Regions from separate parts of the Homo sapiens genome. Here region 1 is linked to region 2. The links are chromatin loops, found by intact Hi-C in ENCODE. Cell type or tissue: heart right ventricle. All regions are shown on one strand. Each heading gives the region's core, and the rest is flanking DNA. Links, peaks and the distances in the headings are about the cores only.

The links. A loop is a pair of places that touch in the nucleus more often than their neighbours do. Peaks named below come from ENCODE experiments on the same cell type or tissue, not always from the same donor. Only the 100,000 strongest peaks of a DNase experiment are listed, where the experiment ranks them.
Region 1: a loop joins it to region 2, with 21 times the contacts of the local background. A loop is called at or near these places in 90 of 110 quality-filtered maps.

Annotation. Positions count from the first base shown.
Region 1 is chr16:57,755,471-57,759,852 of GRCh38, reverse strand. KATNB1 (katanin regulatory subunit B1) reads right to left here. Exons shown (of 20, transcript NM_005886.3): 16 at 4,359-4,382; 17 at 3,936-4,012; 18 at 3,787-3,861; 19 at 3,381-3,497; 20 at 2,609-3,039. The coding sequence ends at 2,907. It overlaps KIFC3 (kinesin family member C3), which reads left to right. Exons shown (of 20, transcript NM_001130100.2): 18 at 17-125; 19 at 700-728; 20 at 944-1,636. The coding sequence ends at 704. Among named protein-coding and RNA genes, the nearest start is that of MIR6772, 15 kb to the left of the region's middle. RefSeq lists a silencer at 2,394-2,543 and enhancers at 2,342-2,636, 2,225-2,864. In heart right ventricle, for the core only: CTCF peaks have their summits at 2,275 and 2,475 (motif pointing left); a DNase peak (open chromatin) is centred at 2,472; H3K27ac peaks cover 2,221 bases.
Region 2 is chr16:57,861,407-57,865,788 of GRCh38, reverse strand. It overlaps a transcript of KIFC3 not described here. Among named protein-coding and RNA genes, the nearest start is that of KIFC3, 61 kb to the right of the region's middle. In heart right ventricle, for the core only: a CTCF peak has its summit at 2,016 (motif pointing right); a DNase peak (open chromatin) is centred at 2,048; H3K27ac peaks cover 886 bases.

The sequences.
Region 1 (4,382 bases), core at 353-4,352, 110 kb after region 2:
CCTTCCCTGCTCACAGTGGGAGCCGGCTTGTCAGACGCCACAGCCCTCGGCACGGGCCCACTCAGCCCCCAGCTCTGGGACCAGTAGCCGCCCTGGATCCATCCGGAGGAAGCTGCAGCCCTCGGGTGAGCCTGGAGTGGCAGTGTGGGTGGGGAGTCTCCCCAGGGTAATAGTCACCAGGCTGCCCTTACCTGGATGGGCTTTCTCTTTTCTTTCCTTTTTAAAAAGTTCTTACACCTTCTCCAGAACCTGTTTTACAACCTCCCCTGCCCCCAGGCAGTAGTCAGGGCAGACAGTGCTGTGTCCGTTCTGCAGGTGGGAAATGGAAGGTCTGTGGGAAGGGGGCAGTGTAAGGAGACCCCAGCCTCTCAGCCGGGGGTGCTGACTCTACCCTGGGACCCTGCTCTCTGAGCATGGGCTGGCTGAGCCTGTGCAGTAAGCCCCCTCCAGAGCAGCCCCTGCAGCCCCCTCCCTGTGCCTCAGCTGCCCCGGGGGTAGAAAGGGCCGGGCTTGCCTACCTCCTAGGTGAGGAGTGAGCCCCGCCACAGGACCGGGACCCAGGGCTCCAGCCCCTGTTTAGCCCAGATCATGGGAGGGCCTGGCCCATCCTTGAGTCCAAAGGGGTAGCAGCAGCAGGGTCTTGTGGGGTACTGGCCCAAGGCAAGCCCACCAGTGAGACGCCTGTCACTTTGATTTCAGCCTGACGGCTGGGGCTGCAGAGTCTCTAGGTGAGTGTGGGGCCTGTGGCCCAGGGCTGCCCGCCTGCCTGCCCGCAGTGGGTTGCAGGGCTGCGCTGGGACGTTCTGCTGTTCAGAGCTGGGTCTAGCCCCTGCTGTCGCTTGTCTATGTGCTTTTGCTGGGTTCCCTCCTGCTCTCGGTGGCAACTGCTGTGGGCTGCCGGTGGGCAAGTGGACAAGAGGCTGATGATCTCATGCCCCTGCAGGGAAGTCGCGGCCACTGCCTGTGTGACGGATGTGACCCCGCTGGGCCTGAAGCTGGGCCCTCACTGGCCTGTCCCTGCTGCAGCGCCAGGACCCCCGGAGGTAGAGGCGAGAGTGGAGGCTCTTCTTCTGCCCCGTCTCCCCTCAAAGATGAGAAACATGTTCAGAAGGAAACGGTGTCTCTCGGCTGTGGCTCTGAGTGCAAATTGCATGGGCGGAAAGGCGGGGGTGGCTGCTCTTCCTGGCAGGCCTGGGCCATCAGCGAACTGGGCCCCGTGAGGAGGGCGGGAGTGTGGAGGAGGGTGGGCCTCTCACCCAGGCTTTCTCGGCCCCTCTCCTCAGCTTGCAGAGCTGGCCAGCCCCCTCCTTAGGGGGTGGGCGAGGAGCCTCTGGGCAGACCCAAGAACCATGGGGACTGGGGTGGGTTGGTGGCACCAATGGCAGCCCTCCCCGCCCCTCTCCTTCAAGGAGGGTTCCCGCAGCTGGGGGGTGTGCGGAGGCGCATGGCCTCCCGCCACGGGGCCGTGCTGTGTTTATGGCTGGCAGAGGCAGCCAGCGGGTGGGGGATTCTGCTGCTCGCTCACCTGCCTGGCTCGCTGGTCTCTCGAATTTTCTTCCCTCTGAAATCCTATTTAAGAACTTTTGGAAGCTTAGCCATTTTTACTTATTAAAATAAAAGAAGCCTTTTTACACAAGTATGGTCTGAAAAAGTTGGTCTGTGAGCCCCTCTTGGTCTGATTAGGGGGACGGGGCACTGGCAGGTCTTGTGGACTCCCCCGCTGGCTGGTCACCCCACAGCCCTCTGGGATCTGTCCTCTAGGTCAGTTAGGGACATGCGTCCTTAACAAACAACTGGGGGGAGCCTGCGCTGTCCCACCCTGGGTCACTTTCTCTGTTGTTTGTGGTCACAGTCGCCTCATGCGGTACCTACCATGTGCCCACGATAACTGACCTCCCAACAGGGGCATTCCTCCATGTTACTGATGGGAAGGAAACTAAGGCTGGAGAGAGCTTCAAAGGCTATCAAAGCCTTGCCCAAACCATGCTGGGCTTCCAGGTTACTGCTGGGCACCACCCACTGCCCACTCTTTGCCCTGGCCTTTTCCCTCTTCAGTGAACTGGCCAGAGGTCCACGCCACCTTCCTCCAGTGCCGAGGACCCTGACCACCCCGGGGCGGGGCTGTACCTGGTCCCTGCCTTGGGAGCAGGAGGGGGCCCACCTGTCGCAGTGCCCACGGAGCAGGGAGCCCTTTCCCGCCAGCCAGTGCTGGGGACTCCAGCAGGGAGTGACAGCTGATCGGAGCCCTGCTCAGAGGAAGGGGCAGGTGCCCTTCTAGTCCTGCCCCTGGAGGCATCCTGGGGGTGTCCATAAGACAGCTTGAGTGTAGCTGAGGTGGGGAGGAACGGGCTGGTGGGGGCCACCCCTAACCTCAACACCCAGTGGTGGAAGGGTGGTTGCCGCCTCCCCTTCCTTCCCAGTCTGCACTGGCTGAACTGGTGCTGTCCCAGAGGCCTGATTCTCTGCTGCCCCCTGCTGGCCACATGGCCCAGAGCCCCACCCCCGGGCTTGGAGGGGGTGTGGCCTCATCTCAAACCATGGGGCAGGCACTCCTGGGCCCGGGGAGCCCTGTGGCCAGCAGAAAACATTCCCCACAAGGAAACCTGGGAATAGTTACAAATTTAATAAAATTTGCCTTATAAATTACAGCAGCAGCCCCAGGGCTCAGTTCGCTGCCCCAAGAAGCAACAGTTGGGCAAAGCTGGGCAGCTATTGCTGGAGAGAGTTGTCTCAAGAGTTCAGGGCTGTAGAGGTGGCCAGGGACCAGCATCACCTCCTCCAGGACGGCCACAGGACAGCAGCAGGGGCCAGGCAGAGGCTCATGGGCCAGTGGGTGCACAAGGAACAGGAGTGGGGGCTGAGGCCAGGCCCTGTGGGCTGCCGAGCGCCCCTGCCCACTGCTTTCCTCAGTCCAGACTGGCCATGAGCAGGTGCAGCTCGCGGAAGGTACTGCCATGGCGGCCGCTCAGGCCTGACTTGCTCTTGACCAGGCCGCTGATGCTCTTAAGCTGCTTGTAGCAGAGCCGGCACTTATGCAGCCTGTAGAGAGGGCAGTGCCTGAGGGGCTAGCTGGCACCACCACCACCCACACCCAACCCCAGGGCCTTTGCTGTCCTAACTGCTCCAGCCCTTCCTCCCAAGGGAAGGCGGAGGCCCAGAGGGGAACCACCCAGGCCCTGCCAGGGATTGTGGGCACAGCCAGGCCATGGAGGAACCCAGCTCTGGCTAAGCCCACCCACACCCTGAGCCATGGCCCCAGACCAACGCCTCCTCTGTACTCTGTCCCAGCAGGACTGTCAGTAAGAGGGGCCCAGGCCTCCAGGCCTTTGTCCCCTCACCTGTTGTGGCACCCCTGCCCCCAACACATGCGCTGCCCTCACCTCTCCTCCCTGCTGATATCCACACCCACAGAGGGTGGGGCCGCCAGCATGTCTGTGATGAGGGGCAGAAACCGCTGCAGGATCAGCTTCAGGGAGGTGCAGCCCGTCTGGACGTAGCTTTAGGGGGAGATGGATGAAGTCACAGATGGACCAAGGGCCACAGACAGAAAGAGAAACAGCAAGGAACAAAGGAGGAGAGGGGCAGAAACAGACACAGACACACCCACACATACACCCACACACGCCTGTTTCCACTCCCACCTCCGGACTGTTGAGGGGCAGCAATGCTTCACAGCCAGCTCACAGGAACACCCAGGCTCTTGGGGGTCCTTCCCATGGTTCTGGAGGAGGCTTCTTACCTCTCCCCTCCCCCTGCTTCAGGCAGGCATGGCTTCCCCACACGCACCTCTCATACTTGCTCTGCAGAAGCTTCTCAATCTGTGGCAGGACGGTGGTGCACAGGTCCAGCTTCCACAGGGAGCTAGGAGAGGCCAGGACATGCTGCCATCAGCCCAGCCCTGCCCCTCCGCCCACTCCCCCTCTGCAGCCACTTACGCTTTCTGGTTGACGATGTTCAGGAGGTCCACCACCACCGACAGGTCGTTGATGGCCACAGCGGAGTCCACCGACGTCTGTGCAAACAGAGCACCGTCAGGGGTGGGGCAGTGGGGGACAGTGTGGCCCTGTGAGGGTGAGGGTGGGGGTACGAACGTGAATGTGGGTGTGCTGATGGGGCTGTGGGTATTCAGCACTGCACCTAACGCAATGAGTGTAAGGCCAGGCATGTAAACAGATGCTCACTAAACGGCAGTCTGTGATGATGATGATGATGGCGGAAACAGATGGTGTGACGTCAGGGATGGCCTATCCCACACTGTCCCCCATGGGTGGCCTCTTCTTGTTCTGCCCCAAGCCCGGGCAGGCAGGTGGCAGGGGCAGGGGGGCGAGATGAGGCCCTGTGCAAGGGTGGGCACTTGCCTTGATGTCGCCCATGGTCCACAC
Region 2 (4,382 bases), core at 169-4,168:
TATTATGATTATTTGAGATGGAGTCTTGCTCTGTCGCTCAGGCTGGAGTGCGATGGCATGATATTGGCTCGCTGCAACCTCTGCCTCCCGGGTTCAAGCAATTCTCCTGTCTCAGCCTCCTTAGTAGCTGGGACAACAGGCACGTGCCACCCATGCCCAGCTAATTTTTGTATTTTTAGTAGAGATGGGGTTTCATCATATTGGTCAGTCTGGTCTCGAACTCCTGACCTCAGGTGACCCACCCACCTCAGCCTCCCAAAGTGCTGGGATTACAGGCGTGAGCCACCGCACCCAGCCTATTTTATTATTATTATTTTGAGATAGTATCTTATTCTGTCACCCAGGCTGGAGTGCAATGGTGCAATCATAGCTCACTGCAGCCTCACCCTCCTGCGCTGAAGCGATCTTCCCACCTTAGCCTTCTGAGAAGCTGGAACTACAGGTGCACACCACCATGCCTGGCTAATTAAAAAAAAAATTATAGAAATGTGGTCTTGCTTTGTTGTCCAGGCTGGTCTCAAACTCCTGGCTTCAAGCGATCCTCCCACCTGAGCCTCTCAAAGTTCTGGGATTACAGGCGTGAGCCACCATAGCTGGCCTAAAGGCCCTTATTGCTCAAAGTATCTATAAAGTACCTACCCCTTTACATGTGTGCTTTGTCCAGAAGATGGTCTCAGGACAGCCCTGGGGACAGATTTTAGCAAAATCTCAACATAGTTTTCTGTTACTCAATGCTCAATTGTTTCTTTATCTTTTGTCATTTGTTCAGTCGATTTGTTTATTCTTGTTTTTTGGCAACTAGAAAGTCATTTAGCAAACAAATACTAGGTTAATAAAAATGTGTAGGTCAGTAGGTTTTAAAGAAAAGAATGTAGACACTAGTATTTTGTTATTGTTTCGCTGCTTCTCTCAGAATTATCCTTATTTCCTATAGTGTTAATTAGTCATATTTTGGTCTTATCACACTCCAATAAAGGTAAAGAGGTTGGGCTTGGGGCTCACACCTGTAATCCCAGTACTTTCGGAGGCCAAGGTGGGAGAATCACTTGAGCCCAGGAGTTCAAGACCAGCCTGGGCAAAAACATAGTGAGACCTCCCCGGCCCCAATCTCTACTGGAATTTTTTTTTTTGAGACAGAGTCTCGCTCTGTCACCCAGGCTGGAGTACAGTGGTGCGATCTCGGCTCACTGCAACCTCCATTTCCCGGGGTAAGATTCTCCTACCTCAGCCTCCTGAGTAGGTGGGATTACAGGCACGCACCACCATGCCCAGCTAATTTTTGTATTTTTAGTAGAGACGGGGTTTCACCATGCTGGCCAGGCTGGTCTCAAACTCCTGACCTTGTGATCCACCCACCTTGGCCTCCCAAAGTGCTGAGATTTACAGGCGTGAGCCACTGTGCCTAGCTGAAAAATTTAAAATTAGCTGGGCATGGTGGTACATCCCCGTAGTCCTTGCTACTCAGGAGGCTGAGGTGGGAGAATCGCCTGAGCCCAGGGATTCGAGGTTGCGGTGAGCCGTGATCATGCCACTGCACTCCAGCCTGGGCCACAGAGCAAGACCCTGTCTCAGATAAATAAATAAATAAATAAATAAATAAATAGTAAGGAAGAAACTTGAAAATACATATATATTCTTAATAAATACTTAATTTGTGGTTTTATTGAGTTATTGGAGTCCCATGCCATAGGCCCTTCAAAAGTACATGTCCTCCCAAGAAAAATATTTAATTACAGTAACAAGCAGTAAATTGATAAAAGAACAAGAGGGCCAGGGTACACAGGAATTGTTTTATTGCCTTTTCCATGTCTCAGGCATTCTATAATTGTCTACTTCATCCATGTTCTGAAGCTAATTATTTATTCCATCCCCAGGATAAAGTTAGGTCTCTTGGTTTAACTTTGTATTTGCAGGTTTGACCTAATTCCTTGCCGGCTCATAATATAATTAAAGTTGGCATTTCCTTCTCTTATCCGCCCTCCCCACTCCCCGGCTTTCCCTCCCCGCTGTGTGCCTGTTTATCACTAGATGGTGCTAAGACTTGGGTTATAGCTGCCAGAGACTCTGGGAAAGTTGTTCAGGAGCCAAGCAGGCTGGAATTTGAGAACTGGAAGATGCCTTCAGAGCTCATCCGGACAGCACTTTTGTTTTACAAATGAGGAAACAGAAACTCAGTGAAAATAAGTAATTTGTCAGAGACCCAGAGATCTCTCCCCTCCTTTTTTTTTTCTCTTTCTTATCTGTTAATAGCTTCCAGTGTTACCTCATCACCCAGGAAGGAGCACAGCTCAGAGAGCAACAAGGTCAGAGTTGCTTTGCAGAAAGCACTTTGGCAGCTGCATGGTACCATTCATTGATTCATTTATTCATTCCAAAAGCAGTTATTGGGTACCTACTTTTTGCTTTGCATAGTGCTAGACGTTGGGAATAAAAATCAGATGAGAATTCCTAGGATTCTAGGAATTCACATTCTCTTAGGAAATACAGAAATGCAAAAAAAAAAAAAAAAAAAAAAAAGAAAGAAAGAAAAAGAAAAACAAACAAACAAACAAAAAAAACAAAAATCACCCCCTAAATCAAAGATGCTATAATAGACGTGATTATAGGACACTCTGGTCACTTGGAGGAGTTTGCAGCCAGCTGCATTCATAATTCAAAGGGAAGATTTTGGTGAGCTAACATTGGAGGCTGAAGCGCATATCGGATCTTGTAGGCAGAGGAATGGGAGGGAGGGCAGTCCAGGCAGACAGCATCATGGGTGAAGGCTTGGAGAGCTGGTGAGGCTTGGTGGAGACAGCAGCTGATTGTGGCTGATGACCAAAGGGCAGGGTCAAAGGGGCAGGTGGTAATCTGGGAAGGAGGGGACGGACTTCATCCGAGGTGTCATGTTCAGGAATTTGTACTTTATCCTGAAGGCTACAGGACAACCCAGTAAAACGTATTGCTCGGAAAATGGCACAGATGGAGTTTCTTTTCAGGAAGAACACTCTGACAGCTGCATGGAAGCCCAGACACCAGGAAACCCTCAGATTGGAGGCTGGTGTCCCGGAGCAGTGCAAGGTAAGGGCCTGGCTGGGTTGGGGCAGTGGGAATGGGAGGAGGAGGCCTGTTGGAGAGAAATTTCAGAAGCAGGACTGACAACATCTTTTTGAAAAACAGTGATTGGGATTGTAGCTAATATTCTTAGAAGATGGTTACCACTCTGGTATTTGAATTACTTATAAAACATTGAAGGGATGAAATTTTAATTGAATACACATATTACTTGAATACAATTTTTGAAATTATTTTTAAAATACAACTTAATGGCAGTATAGTAATCCTCCCTTATCCACAGTTTTGCTTTCTGAGGTTTCAGTAACCCTCGGTCAACCAAGGTCCAAAAATATTAAATGGAAAATTCCAGAAATAAACAATTCATGAATTCTAAGTTGCACGATGTTCTAAGTAGCTTGATGAAATCTCAGCCAGGCAAGGTGGCTCACACCTATAATCCCAGCACTTTGAGAGGCTGAGGCGGGAGGATCACTTGAGCTCAAGAGTTTGAGACCAGCCTGGGAAAGACCCTGTCTGTACTAAAAAAAAAAAAAAAAAAGCCAGATGTAGTGGTAAGCACCTGTAGCCCCAGCTACTCAGGACAGAAAATTAAATAATAATAATAATAAGGACGTCAAAAAGCTCCCAGGGAGTAGCAGGTAAGCCCAGCTGCCAGAATTCGCTTCCAGAAGCTCATCCTTGTTCTTTGATGATCTATACATATGACTAGCCAGTACTTCCACTCCTTCAGCTTGAAAATATTTTACCTGTTGGAAAGATTATTATTATTACTATTATTATTTTGAGGCAGAGTTTCACTTTGTTGCCCAGGCTGGAGTGCAGTGGCACAATCTTGGCTCACTGCAAACTCCGCCTCCCAGGTTCAAGTGATTCTCGTGCCACAGCCTCCCAAGTAGCTGGGATTACAGGTGCACACCATCACGCCCGGCTAATTTTTGTATTTTTAGTAGAGACAGGGTTTTGTTAGGCTGGTCTTGAACTCCTGGCCTCAAGTGATCCACCAGCCTTGGCCTCCCAAAATGCTGGGATTACAGGTGTGAGCTACCGCGCCTGGCCTAGGAAAGATTATTTTGATCACATGGCTCCCTTTTGCCCTTCTGGCCCCCAGTACCATGGTGCAAATTGTTTTATGATCGACCCCTGGGAAAGTGGACGCTGGGTCCACGGTCCTTCCTGCCACCTGCAATACATCCTTGGGAACATCCAGACCAGCCATGTGCCCTGATCAGCTTTGTTTCATTTATGAGATTGATAATTAACAAATTAATTATCTAAGGTTGTGCAGTGAGAGAAGGAAAGACATTGAGATAGAAAGTTAATAGTGT